2 separate regions of the Homo sapiens genome follow, and region 2 is linked to region 1. Evidence: read pairs that join two places in POLR2A ChIA-PET (ENCODE). Cell type or tissue: HCT116. All regions are shown on one strand. Links, peaks and the distances in the headings refer to the core of each region. The heading gives the core; the rest is flanking DNA.

What was found. Peaks named below come from ENCODE experiments on the same cell type or tissue, not always from the same donor. Only the 100,000 strongest peaks of a DNase experiment are listed, where the experiment ranks them.
Region 2: POLR2A ChIA-PET joins it to region 1 with 5 read pairs; 6 of 35 experiments call an interaction of 5 or more read pairs at or near these places.

What each region holds. Positions count from the first base shown.
Region 1 is chrX:134,777,892-134,788,436 of GRCh38, forward strand. PABIR2 (PABIR family member 2) reads right to left here. Exons shown (of 10, transcript NM_001387468.1): 7 at 9,581-9,642; 8 at 7,995-8,059; 9 at 3,930-4,026. Among named protein-coding and RNA genes, the nearest start is that of PABIR2, 14 kb to the right of the region's middle. In HCT116, for the core only: no CTCF peak of the experiment used is centred there; no DNase peak of the experiment used is centred there.
Region 2 is chrX:134,864,906-134,875,450 of GRCh38, forward strand. No RefSeq gene overlaps it. Among named protein-coding and RNA genes, the nearest start is that of MOSPD1, 45 kb to the right of the region's middle. In HCT116, for the core only: no CTCF peak of the experiment used is centred there; a DNase peak (open chromatin) is centred at 4,426; H3K27ac peaks cover 806 bases.

The DNA.
Region 1 (10,545 bases), core at 7,861-10,360:
TTTTTTTTTTTTTTTTGAGACAGAGTCTGGCTCTGTTGCCCAGGCTGGATGGAGTGAAGTGGTGTGATCCTGGCTCACTGCTACCTCTGCCACCCAGGTTCAAGCAATTCTCCTGCCTCAGCCTCCCAAGTAGCTGGGATTACAGGCATGCGCACCATGCCCAGCTAGTTTTTGTACTTTTAGTAGAGACGGGGTTTCACCATGTTGTCCAGGCTGGTCTTGAAACTCCCGACCTCAAGTGATCCGCCCACCTCGGCCTCCCAAAGTGTTGGGATTACAGGCGTGAGCCACCGTGCTTGGCCAGGATCCAGTTTTTATATAAAAAAAATCGGGCCGGGCGTGGTGGCTCACGCCTGTAATCCCAGCACTTTGAGAGGCCGAGGCGGGCGGATCACCTGAGGTCAGGAGTTCGATACCAGCCTCAACATGGAGAAACCCTGTCTCTACTAAAAAAAATACAAAATTAGCCGGGCGTGGTGGTGCATGCCTGTAATCCCAGCTACTCGAGAGGCTGAGGTGGGAGAATTGCTTGAACCAGGGAGGCGGAAGTTGCTGTGAGCCGAGATTGCGCCATTGCACTCCAGTCTGGGCAACCAGAGCGAAACTCCGTCTCAAAAAAAAAAAAAAAAAAAATCATATTTAAAAATCTCTTAATTATAGGCAAAAATATCAGCATCATTAGTATATAAGGTGTCCCCAAAGTCTTAGCACAATTGTAAGCTTTAATAACCTCAGGAGTACAGTTGCTGCAAACTGACTAAAAACATCAACTGGAAGTTTAATTAATGACTTAACTATCTTTGACACTTAGTTTTGTGAATTTTGAGTAACAGATTTCTTTTTCAGATTATTTGAACCACACTTGGCTTGTTGACACTCTATGAGTGGCTGTGAATAAAGCAAATGTCTCTTGTGTGACGCAACAACTTTTTTTTTTTTGAGACAGAGTCTCGCTCTGTCGCCCAGGCTGGAGTGCAGTGGTGCGATCTCAGCTCGCTGCAAGCTCTGCCTCCCGGGTTCACGCCATTCTTCCTGCCTCAGCCTCCCGAGTAGCTGGGACTACAGGCGCCCGCCACCATGCCAGGCTAATTTTTTTGTATTTTTAGTAGAGACGAGGTTTCACCGTGTTAGCCAAGATGATCTCGATCTCCTGACCTCGTGATCCACCTGCCTCAGCCTCCCAAAGTGCTGGGATTACAGGCGTGAGCCACTGTGCCCAGCCACAACAGCTTTTTACGTTTAAGAATCAAAAGTTGGCCAGGCGCAGTGGCTCATGCCTATAATCCCAACACTTTGGGAGGCCAAGGTAGGTGGATCACCTGAGGTCAGGAATTCAAGACCAACCTGGAGAACATGGCAAAACTCCATATCTACTAAAAATACAAAAATTAGCCGGGTATGGTGGCACGTGCTTGTAATCCAAGCTACTCAGGAGGCTGAGACAGAATAGCTTGAACCCAGGAGGCGGAGGTTGCAGTGAGTCGAGATTGCACTGCTGCACTCCAGCCTGGGCGACAGAGCGAGACTCTGTCTCAAAAAAATAAAATAAAATAAAAAGTTTCCTTCATCACCAATGTTGACGTTCCCAGGGCTCTCCTAGACATTCACGGGTCTACAGGGTAGGGGAGTAGTGACAAGGAAATAGAAGCCTCACAATAGCCACTGCTAGAGATGGTTTAGGTTGTGCTGCTCGGAGGAATAAATGTCTGGACAATGAGATAAGACCCTTCGTAAATACTGCACCTTCTCTTTCCTTTCTTACTTATTTGCATGAACCTGTTTTACAGCATCCTGCACTGTCAGCCAAAGACAATAAAAAAATAAGTCACCTCACCCTGTATGTTTTTAGCTTGGTAAAATGCTGTCATATCTTTTACTTAACTTGGTCACTTGGTTAGTAACTAGGTAAGCAAACCTATTTATAGCCATGTGCCTATTAAAACACACTTTACCATAAAAGTGAGATGCACTTTCCACTAAGGATAGAGTTTCATCCAATAGTCCTCTTGACAAGCTTCAGAAGTTTTCTCTTTGCCATCATCTACATACCTGGAAAGGCACTCTGTACCAAAATCAGCATACTGAACTAGCAAGGACAGACAGAGATGAGAGGAAAAGAGACCATGGAGCTGAAAATAGCTAGAACAATCTAAAAGGCATCTATCTGTTCCAAGGTTAGAATAGTACTGATCAACAAGACTAACAAACTAGAATAATCTGTGACTTCTTGGTCAACTAGAAGTACAGGTTATTTCACACGAAACAATGAACAAGTGATTTGGGAAGAAGGGATCATCCATTCTTATAGCTTATAAGTGGCTTATACACTCCTTCCATTTAAGGGGTATGATCTTGCTATTTTTAAAGTGAGTGCCCTCATGGGCTTTTTAAAAAGATCTTCAGGCCGGGCACAGTGGCTCACGCCTGTAATCCCAGCACTTTGGGAGGCCGAGGTGGGCGGATCACCTGAGGTCAGGAGTTCGAGACCAGCCTGGCCAACATGGCAAAACCCCATCTCCACTACAAATACAAAAAAAAATAGCTAGGCGTGGTGGCCCATGCCTGTAGTCCCAGCTACTCGGGAGGCTGAGGCAGGAGAATCTCTTGAACCCGGGAGGCAGAGGCTGCAGTGAGCCAAGATCACACCACTGCACTCCAGACTGGGCAACAGAGCGAGCCTATCTCAAAAAAACAAAACAAAAAAAATCCTCAGCTGTAAAACTCAGGGAACAAAAAAAATTCTGAAAAACAGTACACAATTGATTACACAAGTATTCAGTGAGTTGATCAGAACATACTGAAATATTTCAAAATATTACCTGGTCACTGCTACTTATCCCTTCCCCTTCCTTCCAATGTGCACATGAGCACTCAAGTGCTCAACTTCAGGTATAGGAAAAGAAGTTAACGTTCTCATGAAAACACTGAAGGCCCTTAAAGACCTAAACTAGGATGAGTAAGATTTAAAAAACATGTGTGTGACTAGACCGTAAGAATCAGGAAATGTTATTATAAAAATGAAACCTTAGCATTGTTCTGAAATATTTCATAATTTTCTAAAAGATAACAATAGATAATGCTAATCAGAGAATACTATGCTTAAGAGAATCCTGGTATCCTCTGCTAAGTCAAAAGGACTGGATACAAAATGCAGGCAGAGCAGCTACAATCAATACACATTACCCACAGCCACCCAGAGACTCTTTCTCACACCAGCCAGCAGTTGGCACTGCCACACCATTGGCAACTAATGACAGGCTGACCTAACAGGAGCTGGGAACGAAAGCGAAGGTGTCAGAAAGACATATATATTTCCAAATGAAATACTGTTGACTTTGAAATAATCTGTTTTTTCACATTATCCTCCATAGAGATTTCCCCTTCATGGGGGCATGGATAAGAAGTTGAAAATATTTTAAATTAGAATCTTTGGACAATTTTGATGGTAAGGAGCTGGGGGGCAGAAAGCATAATTTTATTGAGCTAAACACCTCAAGTGAAGCTTCTTCAGACTTGAGGTGATGAAAAAATTTTAAAACTTAAAAGAAGAGAAGCTTCTTCATTCACTGTAATAATTTTTAAAAATCTGTTAGTTACCAAGTCACCATGTTTTAGGACCACATTTCTGGATTCCTAGAGAATGCCATTTACTATGACTTGATAAAAATCTAAGTCAACTGCTATTCAGATTCATTTGCTATTAACGAAGCACCTGTATCAACTCTTTCTAATCTCTTTGCAATGGTGTTTTGAGTTTTGTCAGGTATCTGTTTTATAATATTGTCACATCCCCAAAATAATGATATAAAAAATAAATATTAACAAAATTCAAAAAAAAATATTTTAAATTATCCCAATATACTTTCAATGTGGCTCTTTTAAAATGGATTATACTCTAATATACTTTTCATTTTATTTCATTTTTTTACCATGAACTGAGATCAGACAGTTGCGCGGCATCTGGAGATAACATATTGGTAGTGCCTTGGAAGAGTCTCTTGGGCTGACTTTCTGTCTCCATTTCACCTAAAACAGAAAGAGATGATGCTACTATAAAACAATTTTACAAATACAGGCGTGGTGCTAACATATGATGACCTTTGTTTAACCAAAGCTCAGAATACTTCTTCAAACCACTTCTTAAAACTATTTTCCCATGTGCTTTAACATGGAAGAAATATGCTTCCACATAAACTCAATCAAAAAGTTGGCAGCCCTAAAAAACTTCTCACTCATTATCCACAGCGTGCTATGGACATATTCACATTAATAGGAAAGTAGAACACTGACTGCATCAGGCAAAATGAAGCAAGGCTGACCACAGTAGAGATAAGGAATTCCCAAATAACTGAAACTCACAGTCAATATTGTATGCTACATGGTTAGCAAGGCCTATTGGTTTTATATATTTTGATACCTGAACATTTCCTGAGATGGTGTCAAACTGGTTTAAAAATGTGTAGTCTGATAAGTAGTGTATAAGTAAAAAGTTGCTTTCACACTATTTAATGAAAATGAAGATTAAAAAGATAAGTTTGAAAACACACCTGTAATCAAAAGCAAATCTTACTCAATTCACAAAACTGGTATTGTACTGACCACCTCAATCATACAGATCTTCTCAGAATTGCTAATAGAAAAACTTTGCACCAACAGGGATAATGCTTAACATTTTGCTACCAGGAGTACAAAGAGTAAAACCCTAAGTTAGAATAATCTCCTTTAAAATCAGGCTCTGATTTTATTTAAAACATACACATTCCTTGGTTCTGAAGCTCTTCATCTGAGCTTGAAAACGGAATGTTCAAGACAATTTAATTCATGAGCCTGTCTATACTCCAGTAGAAAATTAGTAACTTTGAACTTAAAACTGTACAATTAGAATGAAAAAAGATCAAGCAAGAACAAACGCAACATTCATTTTGTCCATGTTATCAACTAATTCATATTATCTTTCCTCTGGGACTATTCTGAAAATTGCTGAAAATCCTCAAAAGTTGTTTTTTTCCATGCTTTAATATGCAGCTTTTAAAAGTTGCTGCTGGGCTTTTGAGTTCGCCTCACTAGCAAAAGACTTTAGCTCTTTTGAGCAAAGAATTCCTCCATCTGCTGGTGTATTTCGGAATAGCTGTAAAACTAAACAACCATACTAATTCCTTCAACTTCCTGCAACAAATTTTAAGTTAGTAATAATAACAACAATAATAGCTTTATTTCCAACTGTTATTTTCACTTACTGGCTACTGAGAACATTCCTAGGACTACAAATAACTCCCTATAAGATTAAGGAAAGACTGTTTATAAAATAAAACTTATAAACTAAATACAAATATTGTCACCATATCAGGAACTATTTTCCAGAGCACACCATCTTTAATTTTAAGTTGTTTGAAATACAGCACTTTTGGAATCTGTGTATGATCCTATGATTGGAAAGTTTTCAAAGCCACAAATACCTGTTCCCCTAACGTTAGAAAAGTTGGTCTGTTTATTGGCCCTGAAGGTGATCCGCACAAAGAAACCACTTGCTGAATTGCTTTTAAAAGTACGGTTGGCCAGGCACGGTGGCTCACGCCTGTAATCCCAGCATTTTGGGAGGCCGAGGCAGGCAATCACCTGAAGTCAGGAGTTTGAGACCAGCCTGGCCAACATGACAAAACCCCATCTCTACTAAAAATACAAAATTCTCTGGGCGTGGTGGTGTGCACCTGTAATCCCAGCTATTTGGGAGGCTGAGGCAGAAGAATAACTTGAACCCAGGAGGCGGAGGTTGCAGTGAGCCAAGATCATACCACTGCACTCCAGCCTGGGTGACAGAGCAAGACTCCGTCTCAATTAAAAAAAAAAAGTTATTGTTAATGACTGGTCTCAATTAAAAAAAAAAAGTTATTGTTAATGGCTGGGCATGGTGGCTCATACCTGTGTAATCCCTGCAATTTGGGAGGCCAAGGCAGGTGGATCACTTGAGGCCAGGAGTTTGAGGACAGTGTTGCCAACATGGCGAAACCCTGTCTCTACTAAAAATACAAAAATTAGCTGGCCATGGTGGTGTACTCCTGTAATCCCAGGTACTTGGGAGGCTGAGGCAGGAGAATCGCTTGAACCCAGGAGCCCAGGAGGCAGAGGTTGCAGTGAGCTGAGATTGCACCACTGCACTCCAGCATGGGTGACAGAGCAAGACCTTGCCTCAAAAAAAAAAAAAAAAAAGTTATTGTTAAGACTCGTTTAAAATGACACGTTGACACTTGCAATCATGTAGTCATATCCCCAGGAATAATGAATAAACCTGTGTTGCCGGCTGGGCGTGGTGGCTCATACCTGTAATCCCAGCACTTTGGGAGGCCGAGGCAGGTGGATCATCTGAGGTCAGGAGTTCAAGACCAATATGGTGAAACTCTGCCTTTATTAAAAATACAGAAAATTCGCCAGGCGTGGTGGTGGTGGGTGCTTCTAATCCCAGCTACTCGGGAGACTGAGGCAAGAGAATCGCTGAGCCCAGGAGGTGGAGGTTGCAGTGAGCCAAGATCACGCCACTACACTCCAGAGTCTGGGCAACAAGAACGAAATTCGGTCTCAAAAAAAACAAACAAAAACCTGTGTTGCTTTTTTTTTTTTTTGAGACAGGGTCTCACTCTGTGGCCCAGGCTGCCATCTCGGCTCACTGCAACCTCTGCTTCCTGGGCTCAAGGAATTCTCCAGCCTCACCCTCCCAAGTAGCTGTGACAACAGCACAAGCCACCAACGCCTGCTTAATTTTTGTATTTTTTGTAGAGACGTGGTTTTGCCATGTTGCCTAGGCTGGTCTCAAACTCCTGAGCTCAAAGCAATTCTCCTGTCTCGGCCTCCCAAAGTGCTGGTATTACAGACCTGTATTGCCTTTTTAAAGAGATGCCATCAGGTGCCCTTTATAAGCATCTAACACTAGTGTTGACTGATACTAAACTAAACTATTTTAGCCTACTGCTTTGTGGTTCAAAATAAGGTAACTGAGAGCACCCTGTTATATAAAAAACTCCATAGAATTGAATATAAGGCAATTCTTGCTTTGATGAGGCATAATTTGATGAGGGGGTAAACCTTACCTTATATTTGAGTATACAGCACATTTATGGATATGTTTGCTACGGCATTAGCATATATTTCTGCAGTTTATAAACTATGCATCTCTTTCATATTTAGATAACAGAGAGGCAATTTTTTGAATATATAATGATAATATGAATATATGAATAAAACTGTTATGAAGTATAAGAAAATATAGATGTATCAAATAACTCATTTACAAAATTGAGAATCAGCACAGCAAACATTTGGAAGAATACTTTTGAGTTTCCCTAGAACACAAGAGAGCAATGCTGTTAGCTCATTTCAGACAGGAGTTCTAGTTTTTAATTCAAGCTTGGCTAGGTATAAGACCAGAAGCGTGATGCTTATCTTTTTCTTTTTCCCCCCAGCTTTACTGAAGTATAAATGACAAATAAATTTATATATATTTAAGGTATACAATGTGATGATCTGATGTATGTACATACTGTGAAATGATGATCACAGTCAATTTTTTTTTTTTTGAGATGGAGTGTCACTCTGTTGCCCAGGCTGGAGTGCAGTGGTACGATCTCAGCTCACCACAACCTCCGCCTCCCAAGTTCAAGCGATTCTCCTGCCTCAGCCTCCCAAGTAGCTGGGATTACAGGTACCTGCCACCACGCCCAGCTAATTTTTGTATTTTTAGTAGAGATGGGATTTTGTCATATTGGCCAGGCTGGTCTCAAACTCCTGACCCGAGGCGATCCACCTGCCTCGGCCTCCGAAAGTATTGGGATTACAGGCGTGAGCCACCATGCCCAGCCCACGGTCAAGTTTTTAACACATCTTTTGCTTCACCTAGTTACCTTTCGTATGTGTGTGGTAAGAACACTTAAGATCTACTTTCTTAGCAAATTTCAAGTATGTGACACAGTAGCATTAGCTATAGTCACCACGCTGCTACATACCTTTTCTTTTAAGAGGACCAAGAACACTGGGTCTAATGCACTTGACTGGACTCTGACTTCTCCTGCTTTGATGAAAAAACAAACAGGATAATGTGAAGAACATCCACGATGCAAGATAAAACAGCAGTCCAGCCCAACAAATACATAAATAAAATGGACAATCTTATCAATGACTGAAATGGAAAATTCTTCTGTAATTGAGTAACTGAAATCCAATACATGATTTGAACCAGCATATGGCAACCTGGAATAATACAGCATTTTAAGTCCTTTAAAAAATATTCTATATGACAAAATACCCCCAACAGTTTAAAGAAAAAAAGATACCCTATTTAAAAAGTATTTTGGGGCTGGGCCGCAGTGACTCACGCCTGTGATCCCAGCATTTTGAGAGGTCAAGGTAAGCAGATCATCTGAGGTCAGGAGTTCGAGACCAGCCTGACCAACATGGTGAAACTCTATCTCTACTAAAAACACAAAAAATTAGCCAGGCGTGGTGGTGCATGCCTGTAATCCCAGCTACCCAGGAGGCTGAGACAGGAGAATCACTTGAACCCGGGAGGCAGAGGTTGCAGTGAGCTGAGATCGCACCATTGCACTCCAGCCTGGGCAACAGGAGCAAAACTCCGTCGCAAAAATAAATAAATAAAGTAATTTGGATTTGATTGATCTATGAACTTTAACATTTTTTCCTTATTCTTAAAAAGGATGTATTATTGTGGGGGGTATGTATGTGTGTCTTTCCCCACTAAATATAAATCAGCATTAAATTCCCCCTAAAAAACTCTGGGGCTGGGCGCTGTGGCTCACGCCTGTAATCCCAGTACTTTGGGAGGCCGAGGAGGGCACGAGGTCAAGAGATTGAGACCATCCTGGCCAACATGGTGAAACCCTATCTCTACTAAAAATACAAAAATTAGCCGAGGGTGGTGGCGCATGCCTGTAATCCCAGCTACTTGGGAGGCTGAGGGAAGAGAAATGCTTGAACCCAGGAGGCAGAGGTTTCAGTGAGCTGAGATCACACTACTGCACTCTAGCCTGGCGACAGAGTGAGATTCCACCTCAAATACAAAAAAAAAGAAAAGAAAAAACTCTGGTTAAAATGTTAATGGTAGATTATAGGCAGTGGGTATATGGTTGTTCACTGTGAAATTCTTTCACTTTTGATGTCTGAAAATTTCACAGTGAAATATTGGGAAAAAGAGTTAATCTTCTTTTTTTTTTTTTTTTTGAGACAGAGTTTTTGCTCTGTTGCCCAGGCTGGAGTATAATGGTGCGATCTCAGCTCACTGCAACCTCCGCCTGCTTGGTTCAAGCGATTCTCCTGCCTCAGCCTCCCGAGTAACTGGGATTACAGGCGCCTGCCACCAGGCCCAGCTAATTTTTCTATTTTTAGTAGAGACGAGGTTTCACCATGTTGGCCAAGCTGGTCTTGAACTCTTGACCTCAGGTAATCCACCAGCCTCGGCCTTCCAAAGTGCTAGGATTACAGGTGTGAGCCACTGCGCCCAGCCACAAAAAGCTAATCTGAGAGATAAATGTAATGAATGGTACTTCAACCACATTTAAAATTCAAGTTTGCTTACCTTGAAAATCGTCTTGGACTGGGAACTGGACTTGGTGGCAATCCACTGCTGCTCACGAACATCTGTAAGAAGGGTGAAAAACATTACTAGAAAAAACATATTCAATATTAAAATAGTTCTAGCACTCCAGTTTTCTTTCTTTTTTTTTTTTTTTTTTTTTTTTAGAGACAGGGTCTCTCTTTTGCTCAAGCTGGAGTGCAGTGATGCGATCATAGCTTACTGCAGCCTCGAACTCTTGGGCTCAAGCCATCTTCCTGCCCCACCTTCTTGATGAGCTAGGACTACAGGTGTGCGCCACCATGCCCGACTAATTTTTTTGTATCTATTTTTTTTTTTTTAATGTAGAGATGGGGTCTCGCCATGTTGCCCAGGCTGCTCTCGACCTCCTGAGCTCAAGTGATCCTCCCACCTTGGCCTCCCAAAGAGTTGGAATGATTACAGGTATAAGCCACCATACCAGGCCCACAATCATTTTCAAAAGGTTCTTTTCAAAATGACAGAAACAATATCTTTAGAATTGCTTGGCTGTCTGTGTGTCTCATAACTAAATTACATATATATATATGTAATATATATGTAATATACACGTTATATATATGTAATATACACGTTATATGTGTAATATATACACGTTATATATGTGTAATATATACACGTTATATATGTGTAATATATACGTTATATATGTGTAATATATACACGTTATATATGTGTAATATATACACGTTATATATGTGTAATATATACACGTTATATATGTGTAATATATACACGTTATATATGTGTAATATATACACGTTATATATGTGTAATATATACACGTTATATATGTGTAATATATACACGTTATATATGTGTAATATATACACGTTATATATGTGTAATATATACACGTTATATATGTGTAATATATACACGTTATATATGTGTAATATATACACGTTATATATGTGTAATATATACAC
Region 2 (10,545 bases), core at 3,032-5,531, 82 kb after region 1:
ACCATTTTATATCCCTACCGGCAGTGCATGTTCATTTATGTAGTTCATATATGTAGCTCTTTTAAACAATGTTTTGATTTTGAGATCCTGATTTTCAAAATAATTTGCTGTGTTAAACGTTGCTTGACAAAAGAAAGACATCAATGAGCGTGAGGGAATATGTTTAAATATGTCTATTTTATTTAAAATGTTGATCTAATTTTTTTTTTTTTTTTTTTTTTTTTTTTTTTGCGACGGAGTCTTGTTCTGTCGCCCAGGCTGGAGTGCAGTGGCACAATCTTGGCTCACTGCAACTTCCGCTTCCCGGTTTCAAGCGATTCTCCTGCCTCAGCCTCCCAAGTAGCTGGGATTACAGGTGCATGCCACCACACCTGGCTGATTTTTGTATTTTTAGTACAGATGGGGTTTCACCATGTTGGCCAGGCTGGTCTCAAACTCCTGACCTCAGGTGATCCACCCGCCTCGACCTCCCAAAGTGCTGGGATTACAGGCGTGAGCCACTGCTTCTGACCAATCAGATTATTTTTGTTTTTAAAGAATTTAATTTATAGATCTTGGGCCTTGGTATTTAACCAGACACAATTATTCATTACTATTTAAAATGATCAGCTAAATGGCATACTTCCTTCAAAAGAAAATCTAATGTGATCTAGAGAATAAACTGACCTTTCTCTAGAGTCTCCTAAAATTCTTAGGAATAGCTTCATATGACATTCTACTTCTTTTATTTAACTTAGAAACTTGTGAAAAAGCATATTCAATTAAAGAAAGGCTGTGACTTGCTGAAGTTCCAGTGATCAGTGACATACTATATATCTAAGTGGCCTCCTGAACTCCCCCACTTACTGACAGGAAGAGAATCTGATTTCATAGATACTTGCCAATGTCCTATTGGTTAGGGGTGGCGGATATCTGGAAAGCCACAAAGCATGGTATCATCCTTTGGATCTTGGTGACAAGAAATGAATAAAAAAGCAAAGCAAAATAAAACAATAGATGTACTTGGTCTATTTCATCATACCAAGATCTAAGGGTTTATAAGAGCACATTGTTACCAAGCAACAAGCTTTTTGCTAATCACACTTTACCAAACTGAAACTCCAGCATAAGGGCCAGGGTTGTCTGAATCTTGTCTGTGGCTCCCCAAATGTGGGCAGGAGAGGGAAGGCATTTGTGTAGTAGATAATGAAGTCCCCCATTCAACAGGGTGTCAGCGAAAGGAATCTGATGTTTCCGTTCCTTAACTGTGAAATCAGGGATAATGTGCTTGCCTTTGGGGATTTCTGTCCTCTCCTAGATGGTCCACACTGAACAGATCCAACATTGTGTTCCTTTGTGTCACAGAGCCTACATAACCCATCACATCTGTGGGCTATGAGGGGTCATTAGGCAATGCCAGCCCTGCACCATCGATCTAACCCCTTCTACTCTTAGCTTTTTAGTTTCCATAAGAAGCTTTTCCTTACCCTCCAATTTCCTCTAAGCGATTTAAAAATATTTATTCTACACATGGGTTCATCTACTCCAATGCTCACATTCCAGGGTTACTACATTATATTGACTTTTTCTTGATTGTAAGTAAGCCTTTCAGGGAACGTGGGTTCGTCTGTGTGACTTCGTGGAATTCTCATTATTCAATGAGAACTAAAACCAGAGAAAGACATATCTCTGGTTCACAGTCTTTTTTTCTTTTTTTTTCTTTTAGACAGGATCTCACTTTGTCACCCAGGCTGGAATACAGTGGTGTGATCTTGGCTCACTGCTGCCTCAACCTCCTAGGTTCAAGTGATCCTCCCACCTCAGCCCCCAAAGTAGCTGGGACTACAGGTGCATGCCACCACTCATGGCTAATTTGTTATTTTTTGTAGAGATGGGGTTTCACCATGTTGCCCAGGCTGGTCTTGAACTCCTGAGCTCAAGTGATCCCTCGGCCTCCCAAAGTGGTAGGATTAACCAGTGTGAGCCACTGCACCTGGCCTGGCTCAAAGTCTTTGACCGAGTAGTTCGGAATCCAATATTATTTCCTATGGATGAAAATGACTTTTTTTTTTAAGATACAAAGATGACTTCTCAGGAAGTCGAATAGCAGTAGTATACTTTGAGAGACTAAGCAGGTTAACAGGACCAAGGTGCTGTCTCTCTAATGATGTATTATTTATTGTCAGTTAGATTCTGCTTCCTCCATAAAAGGACTTGAATTAGAGACAGCTGAAGCTGATAGGGTTCGTCTTTAGTTTCTTTCCACCTTGCTTTCTGCTGCTTCTTTCCCTCCAGCTCCCGACCCCCAACAGCTCAGAATCTACCCTGCTCTGACCTCTTCCAAAAAAGGGCCTATGCTCCCAAGGCACATCATCTTCCCCTCTTCTAATCAAAACCTCCCATCCTAGCAAGGCTGAAATCAATTTGGACATTCTGATTAAAGTTCTTCATAGGAAAATTAAAGTGACTAATAAATTTAACTCTGGGGAGAGGTGTTTTAAAGCAGTAATTTAGTTCTAATCTCAATTGTTGGCATTGGGAAGGCAGTCAGGGAATGCTGCAGCAGGGAGCCTCTGTCCCCTTCCTGTCCCCTCTCCAAGTCTCCCCTAAGCATGACATGGAGTGGGGAGAAGCTAATAGGCTCTTCTCTCCTGTATTCCCATTATTGTCTCCATTTATTTAGGAGGAAACTGAGGTTTGGGAAGGTTAGTCACTTTACCGAAGTTTCTTCCTAAACCAGCGGGGACAATAAAGGTACCTACCTCATAGGGTCATTGTGAAGATGAAATTATCTGCTGCATGTAAAACCCTAAGCTACCTGGAAAATAAGTACATAATTTGGTAAGTGCTTGTTTTTGCTGTTATTTAATAACTGACCTACAAAAGGAAGGGAAGAAGCCAGCGCTAGGTACTCTCCAGTTTCCCTTTCTATGTATTGATTTATTTTTTATTTTTTTATTTTTTGAGATGGAGTCTTGCTCTGTCACCCAGGCTGGAGTGCAGTGGCATGATTTCGGCTCACTGTAACCTCTGCCTCCTGGGTTCAAGCAATTCTCCTGCCTCATCCTCGCGAGTAGCTGGAATTATAGGAGCATGCCATCACGCCCGGCTAATTTTTGTATTTTTTTAAGTAGAGATGAGTTTTCGCTATGTTGGCCAGGCTGGTCTTGAAGTCCTGACCTCAAGTGATCCACCTGCCTCAGCCTCCCAAAGTGCTGGGATTACGTGTGTGAGCCACCGCACCCGGTCTCACTCTGCTGCCCAGGCTGGAGTGCAGTGGCACAATCACAGCTCACTGCAGCCTTGACTTCCTGGGCTCAAGTAACCCTCTCACCTCAGCCTCCCAAGTAGCTGGGACCACAGGTTCATGCCACCATGCCTGCCTAATTAAAAAGAAAAATTGTGTGTGTAGAGATGGGGTCTCCCTATGTTGCCCAGGCTGGTCTTGAATTTCTGGGCTCAAGTGATCCTCTTGCCTCGGCCCCCTCTAGAAAGGTCTTCCCTTTCTAGACATTTGTGACAGCAATCCTGGGTTTCCATTTATGCTAGTCTTGTGAAGTTTCCTTTGAAATAAATCTAAGTAGGGGAGGTAAGCTGATTTAAGGAGAATAATTAGATTATCAGGTATGTGGATTGTGGCAAGTTGGTGATAAGTATAAGTGACGCCTACTTCTTCATCGTAGAGTATGTTCAAAGTCCACAATGGGGTAGCCACTGTACTTCATATCGCAACTCTCAGCACTCCTGATCCCCTTTGGCCTGCTGTACTTTTCCTTTTCTCTGTAGAACTTATCACCTTCTAACATTCCATATATTGTTTGCCACTCTCTGCCAGAACGTAAGCTCCCCCAGGGTAGGAATCTTCTGTTTTTGTTCAGTAAGTGAACAAAGTATCTAAAACAGTACCTGGTCTGTAGTAGGTGGTCAATAAAGATTTGGTGACTGACTGAATAAATGACAGTGACATTCACGGTCCTTCATGATTTGGTCCCACTATATTTTCCTCAACTCTTGCCATTCTCACCTCTGTTAGTCATCAATACTAGCAGTTTCCCATGCACATCATTTGAGCCTCCACCTCTGTGCCCTTACTCATACTCTTTCCTCTCCTCTGGATAAATAATCGTGGATCTATGCAAAGATCCAGTTATAAGAATGTTCTTCATGGTCTGGGTTTGTATCAGTTAAAAATGTGAAACAGCCTCATTACTTCTTTGTAAGTTAAAGAAATCATAGTAACTTGCACTTGATGGAGGCAATTTGACTACATCTATCAAAATTACAAATGCACATAGCCTTTGGCCCAGAAATTCTGCTTTTAGGAGTTTATCCCACAGATATACTTGCTCTTGTGCCAAATGAATGTGTGTTGGTGAGTCACTGCAGTGCTTTAGTCACTCCTATTAGACACTGCAGTGACAGAACTCATTACATTCTCATGTAGAGCTATATTTGTTGACGTGGGAAGATCGTAACAGCTAACGTTAATTCAACTTGCTATGTGTCACTGTGATAAGTGTTTTTCTATATTTTTATCTCGAGTAATCCTCATAACAACCCTGTGAGGTAGTTACTATAATAGTCCTCACTTTACACAGGAGGAAATGGACTCACTCAAAGAAGTGCATTTACTTAACCAGTATTTATACTATGGTCCAATTTTGTAAAAAATACGTAAATGTATATATATATATATATATATATATATATATATATATATATATGCATATAAAAAGATTGAAAAGAAATACATGAATATGTCAATAGTTGGATGGTGGCATTGTGAATAATTTTGATTTTCTCCTTTTCACTTGTCAGTATTTCAGATTTTACTATTAAATTTGGGGGCCAACATGGAAGGAGGAAGTAAAGCCAGGAGCCACATGAATTGCTAAATTTTAAAAGTCCAGGCCAGGCGCGGTGGCTCACGCCTGTAATCCCAGCACTTTGGGAGGCCGAGGCGGGTGGATCACCTGAGGTCAGGAGTTCAAGACCAGCCTGACCAACATGGAGAAACCCTGTCTCTACTAAAAATACATAATTAGCCGGGCGTGGTGGTGCATGTCTGTAATCCCAGCTACTCAGGAGGCTGAGGAAGGAGAATCGCTTGAACCCAGGAGGTGGAGGTTGTGGTGAGCTGAGATCACGCCACTGCACTCCAGCCTGGGCAACAAGAGCGAAACTCCATCACAAAAAAAGAGTCTGGTGGTGATGTGGAACAATGACACAGATATGAGGGAAGTGTTTTTAGGCTGAGAGGAAAAAACTAGTGAGGAGGAAGAGCTTGCCCAAAGGGAAAGAGGATGGCTTCTGGGGCCGAGTGTAGGAGAAAGCAAGAGAATATAGTGCCAAGGACACAACTGGAAGGGGTAACCTTGAGGAGGAAGTACCTCCTTCTCATGAAGGTGGTGTGGGTGGATGAACAGGCATGGGTGAATGTGCAGAGAAGTGGGGGAAAGTGAGGTGAAGAGGGGGACATTGAAGGAGTTCCTGCTTGATAACCTATGTCCTGTCATTGAAATCCAAAGCCAGGCCCAGTACCAAGGGGTCTGGCACAAGGATGGGGTAGGGGATATGAGGAGAGGGAGAGGAGTTGGAACAATTGCTGAGAGAAATTTGATATATAAAAGGACTGCCTTGCAGCCCTTGGGGCCCAGCTGAGGCTGGCTGGCCTGGCTTTGTAGTGGAGCCAACTTCATGACCTTCTCCAGCAACAGCTAGCCGCCTGGGAGCAGGCAATGGAGAGAATGTATGGTGGGGCTTTCACAGGGCCAGGGATTGGCAGAGCAGGTGCTGCCGAAGGTCACGGGGAGAGTGAGTCCGGGAGATCAACGCTAGCAGAGCTAAAATGGCCGATGGTGGGGCTGACTTGGAAAGAGGAGAGGAAGGCAGGAGGATGCTGATGGTCTCTGGAAAAGAAGAGAGGAGGAAGGATAGGCTGGTGGGTGTGGGGCCCAAAATGTGGTTGAGGGAGACCAATAGGAGGCTAAGTTCGGAGGGGCTTTTCTAAATTTGAGATGTGGAAGTGGTCCCTTGACCCTTGGAGTAAGAGGAAAGGAGCAGCAAGGAAACTGTGCATAATGAAAGGGTGTAGACAGCATTCAAACAGCTCTTACCTTTTGGAGGCCACTGGGCAACTGCTATCATAATTACAAATGCACACCCCCTTCTATCCAGCAATTCCATTCTGAGGAATTTTTCCTACAGATATACTTACTTGCTTTTGTGCAAGATGAATGTATAAGGCAAATCACTGCAGTATTGTCTGTAATGGCAACAGGTCGGAAACTGCCTAAAAGTCCATCAGTAGTAATTTGATTAGTTAAATAAATTATGCTTCATAAAATGGAATGCTAGGTAGCTGTTAAAAAGGAGGAAGATCTTTATGTACTGATATGGAATGATCTCCAGAATATATTGTTAAATGGAAGAAGCAAGGTGCAGAACACTGTGAGTAGTTTATAATCTCTTTACTAGCATATGCATAAAACATCTCTGGAAGGATCCATAAAAAAACTGTTGCTGGGTGCAGTGGCTCATGCCTGTAATCCAAGGGCACTGGGAGGCTGAGGCGGGAGGATCTCTTGAGCCCAGGAGTTCAAGGATATGGTGACCTATGATCATACCACTGCACTCCAGCCTGAACAACAGAGCAAGACCCTGTTTTTAAACAAAATAATAAAACTGTTACTATTCATTGCCCCTGAGGAGAGAGAGCTGTTGGCAAGTGAGCAGGGGTTGGAAGGGAATTTTCACGTATCCTGTTTTTTTGTACCTTTTGAATTGTGAACCATCTGAATGTATTACTTACTGAGAAAATAATTAACTAAAAACATATATACACGTAATTTGAATCTCTTAATTTTAATACTATGTGTACATATGTAATTCGAATCTCTTTTATAGATATTAAATCATTAAAACAAAAGCACAACAAAAACTTCCACCAGAGATTTCCTTTATATCAGTCAGTTTATTGGAATAATGGGTGGGGATTTGGAGGAAATGAAATTGACCATGTGTCAATAATTGCTGAAGCTGGGTTATGGGTATATGGGGGTTTGTTTTCACTTAAAACACAAAATTGCCATGTTTGTAGATCAAAAATGGTCAAATTTTGGCAATTTCATGTGGCTTAAACTAATGCTGTTGTCATTATTTTTGTAAACTTTTCATAGCACAAAAGTTTAAAAAGAAAATAAAACTCCCACTAGGTCCTTGCTAACAACATCGGTGTACTTTCTCATCCTGGCTCTTGTATCTCATAATTGAATGGAAATTCCCATTCCCACATCAACTTCTGAAACAGCAGTACTGCCTCCCCTATTTCCCTTTATTACGGGACCTGGTACTGTCCTCAGGATTTTTTCTATTAACAACAATCTCTCCCCATCCTGTTGTGTGTTAATTGGCTACTACCTTATCCTTATTGCTGGTAAAGCTCATCCTGTTCTCAAAAAATCACTTCTTTAGTTTCTTATGATCGCTTGACATTCTCTTCCTGCCGTGACATTTATTATTAGCAACTTAAACTAATTTGGGGTCATGCCCTTATCCAGGTTACTTGTATTTATCAATCTGGGGCCTGATACCTCTCGGGCATCCATTATACATCACCGCAAAGGTCATCAGTAAGCACACTTGTGTTCAACCTTTCAGCCCCAAGCTGTTTTGCTGGTGTCTGTGCTTCTTATGTTACCTTAGAGGCTATAACAACCTCAGCCTGGCCTCTGACACCTGCTAATCTGTGCCTTGTTGTCTGTCCTCAGGAGGCAGGTGGCTTCCTCTTGCTGCTTAGAGGTCCAGGCTTGGCTTCTTCCCCCCAACTTCTTGCATGTCTCACTGGCACCCCAAGCTAAATAAGTTATCCCAACTCTAAGCCTCCTCTTTCCCGCCTCTGTAGAGAGCCCCACTGACTCCCTTGCTTGAGAAGTCTGGGTTTAGCGTACCTCCTCTGTGTGCTCACAGCATCCTTCATCACAAGGAATTGTGCTTGCCACTTTGTCTCCCTGCTTCAGACTGTGAGCTAAAGGTAAAGATCATGTCTTGTTCTCCCTTGAATACCTCACACCTAGCACAGCATCAGGCACATCGTTAAATGCTGAAAATAATATATTTTTTAATTTTTAATTTGAAGTACTTTCAACTTACAGAAAATAGTATGCAAAAACAGTAAAAAGAACTTTCACATACCCTTTATCAAGATGCATCTCTTGTAAGCATCTTCTTACAACTGCTTTATCATTCTCTCTTTCTACTCATACGCACACAGACACACATATTTTTTCTAAAACACTTGAGAATAAATCGCAGACGTCATGTTCCTCTTCTCCTTAATACTTCAAACTGTGTTTCCTAAGAACAAAGACAATCTGTTATATAAAGACAGTAGAGTTATGAAATTCAGGAAATATAGCATTATTGCAGTGTACTAATATATAATCTGCCGTCCATATTCAAATTTTAATTGGCCCAATAATGTCCCACATAGCTTTTTTTCATCCATGATCCAGTCTAGGATCACACATTGTATTTAGTTTTTATGTCTCTTAATCTCTTAAGTCTTCTTAAATCTGGAACCGTCCTCAACCTTTCTTTGTCTTTCGTGACATCAACACTTTGGAAGAGTACAGGCCAATTATTTTGTAGAATGTCCCTCAACTTGGGTTTGCCTGATGTGTCCTCATGAGAGCTAGGTTACACATTTTTGGTGGGGGTGAAACATAAAAACGCATGTGATGGTTGGTGATGTTAACCTTGATTCCTTGGTTAAGATGATGTCCGCCAGTTTTTTCCACTGTAAAGATATTATTTTGTTTTTATGCTTAATAACTAACAAATGGGGAGATAGTTTGAGACTATGTAAATATCGCATTTCTCATAAAAATTTCGCTCTCTAGTTTAAGGATCTGTTGATGACTCTTGCCTGAATCAGTTATTACTTTGTTGGTTGCCAAATAGTAATTTTTCAAAATAAGACATATGCACTGATTAAATGAATCAGCTGTCTGTCCTACAGAAGGGATACCTCCTTTGCTAGGATGGCAGCCTCTGGTTGGTTGCAAGAGTAGAGGAGTCTAGGCAGAGACAAGCTGTCAGCCTGGCTCTGAAGCACATGATACAGTATAGCTGGGTATATTAGTCCATTCTCACGCTGCTAATAAAGACATACATACCCGAGACTGGGTAATTTATAAAGGACAGAGGTTTAACTGACTCACAGTTCAGCATGGCTGGGGAGGCCTCAGGAAACTTAACAATTATGGCAGAAGGGGAAGCAAACACGCCCTTCTTCACATGGTGGCAGGAAGAAGAAGAATGAGCAAAAGGGGGGAAAGCCCCTTATAAAGCCATCAGCTCTCATGAGAACTCACTATCACGAAAACAGCAGCATGGGGGTAATTACCTCCCACCAGGTCCCTCCCACAACACGTGGGGGATTATGGGAACTACAATTCAAGATGAGATTTGTCGGGGGGACACAGCCAAACCATATCACAGAGGTATTCAATCTTTTGGCTTCCCTGGTCTGCATTGGAAGAAGAATTGTCTTGGGCCACACATACAATACATTAACACTAATGATAGCTCATAATGTTTTAAGAAAGTTTGCTAATTTGTATTGGGCCACAAAGCTGTCCTAGACCACATGTGGCCTGCGGGCCACAGGTTGGACTAGCTTGCAGTATAGTTCTTGGAAACCTTAAATGAGGCTGGTTTTCCTGCAAGCCCCTGGCCTTTATCAGGGCCCAGAATGGACCCCCCGGATTTCCCAAGATAGTCTCCATGCTGAGAGCTAGCAGCAGCAGCTGTTTACTCAGCAGTTCCCATGCCTGTGGGTCTCATGCCTGCCTGCTCTTGCTATTTTCCATCAAACTTGAGAACAGAAAGCGTAAAGGAGGGCAACCTTGGCTTCCACCTTGACTTATTTGAAAAATGTGCAATGGCCGGGCACGGTGGCCCACGCCTGTAATCCCAGCACTTTGGGAGGCCAAGCAGGTGGATCACGTGAGGTCAGGAGTTCAAGACCAGCCTGACCAATACGGTGCAACCTTGTCTCTACTAAAAATACAAAATTAGCTGGGCGTGGTGGCAGGCGCCTGTAGTCCCAGCTACTCAGGAGGCTGAGACAGGAAAAATGCTTGAATCCGGAAGGCAGAAGTTGCAGTGAGCTGAGATTAGCCTGGGCAACATTGTGAGACTCCGTTTCAAAAAAAAGAAAAATGTACAATGAAATTCAGAATTCCATGCAAGCTCTTCTGCCATTCTGGTGACCCACACTTTGAGGCTCTTGTATCGAGGCATTGTTTATTATGTGGATTCAAGTGCAGAAAAGGAAGGGGCGTCTGACCACCTGGAGAACAGAGGGAAGGGCTGTGGCTGTTTTGGAACTGTATTGGTTTCCTGGGGCTGCCATAACACAGTGCCACAAACTGGGGGGCTTACAACACAGAAATCTATTCTCTCACAGGTCCAGAAGCTAGTAGTATGAAATCAAGGTGTTGGCAGGGCCGTACTCCCTCTGAAGCTTGTAGAGGAGGATCCTTCCTTGCTTCTTCCAGTTTC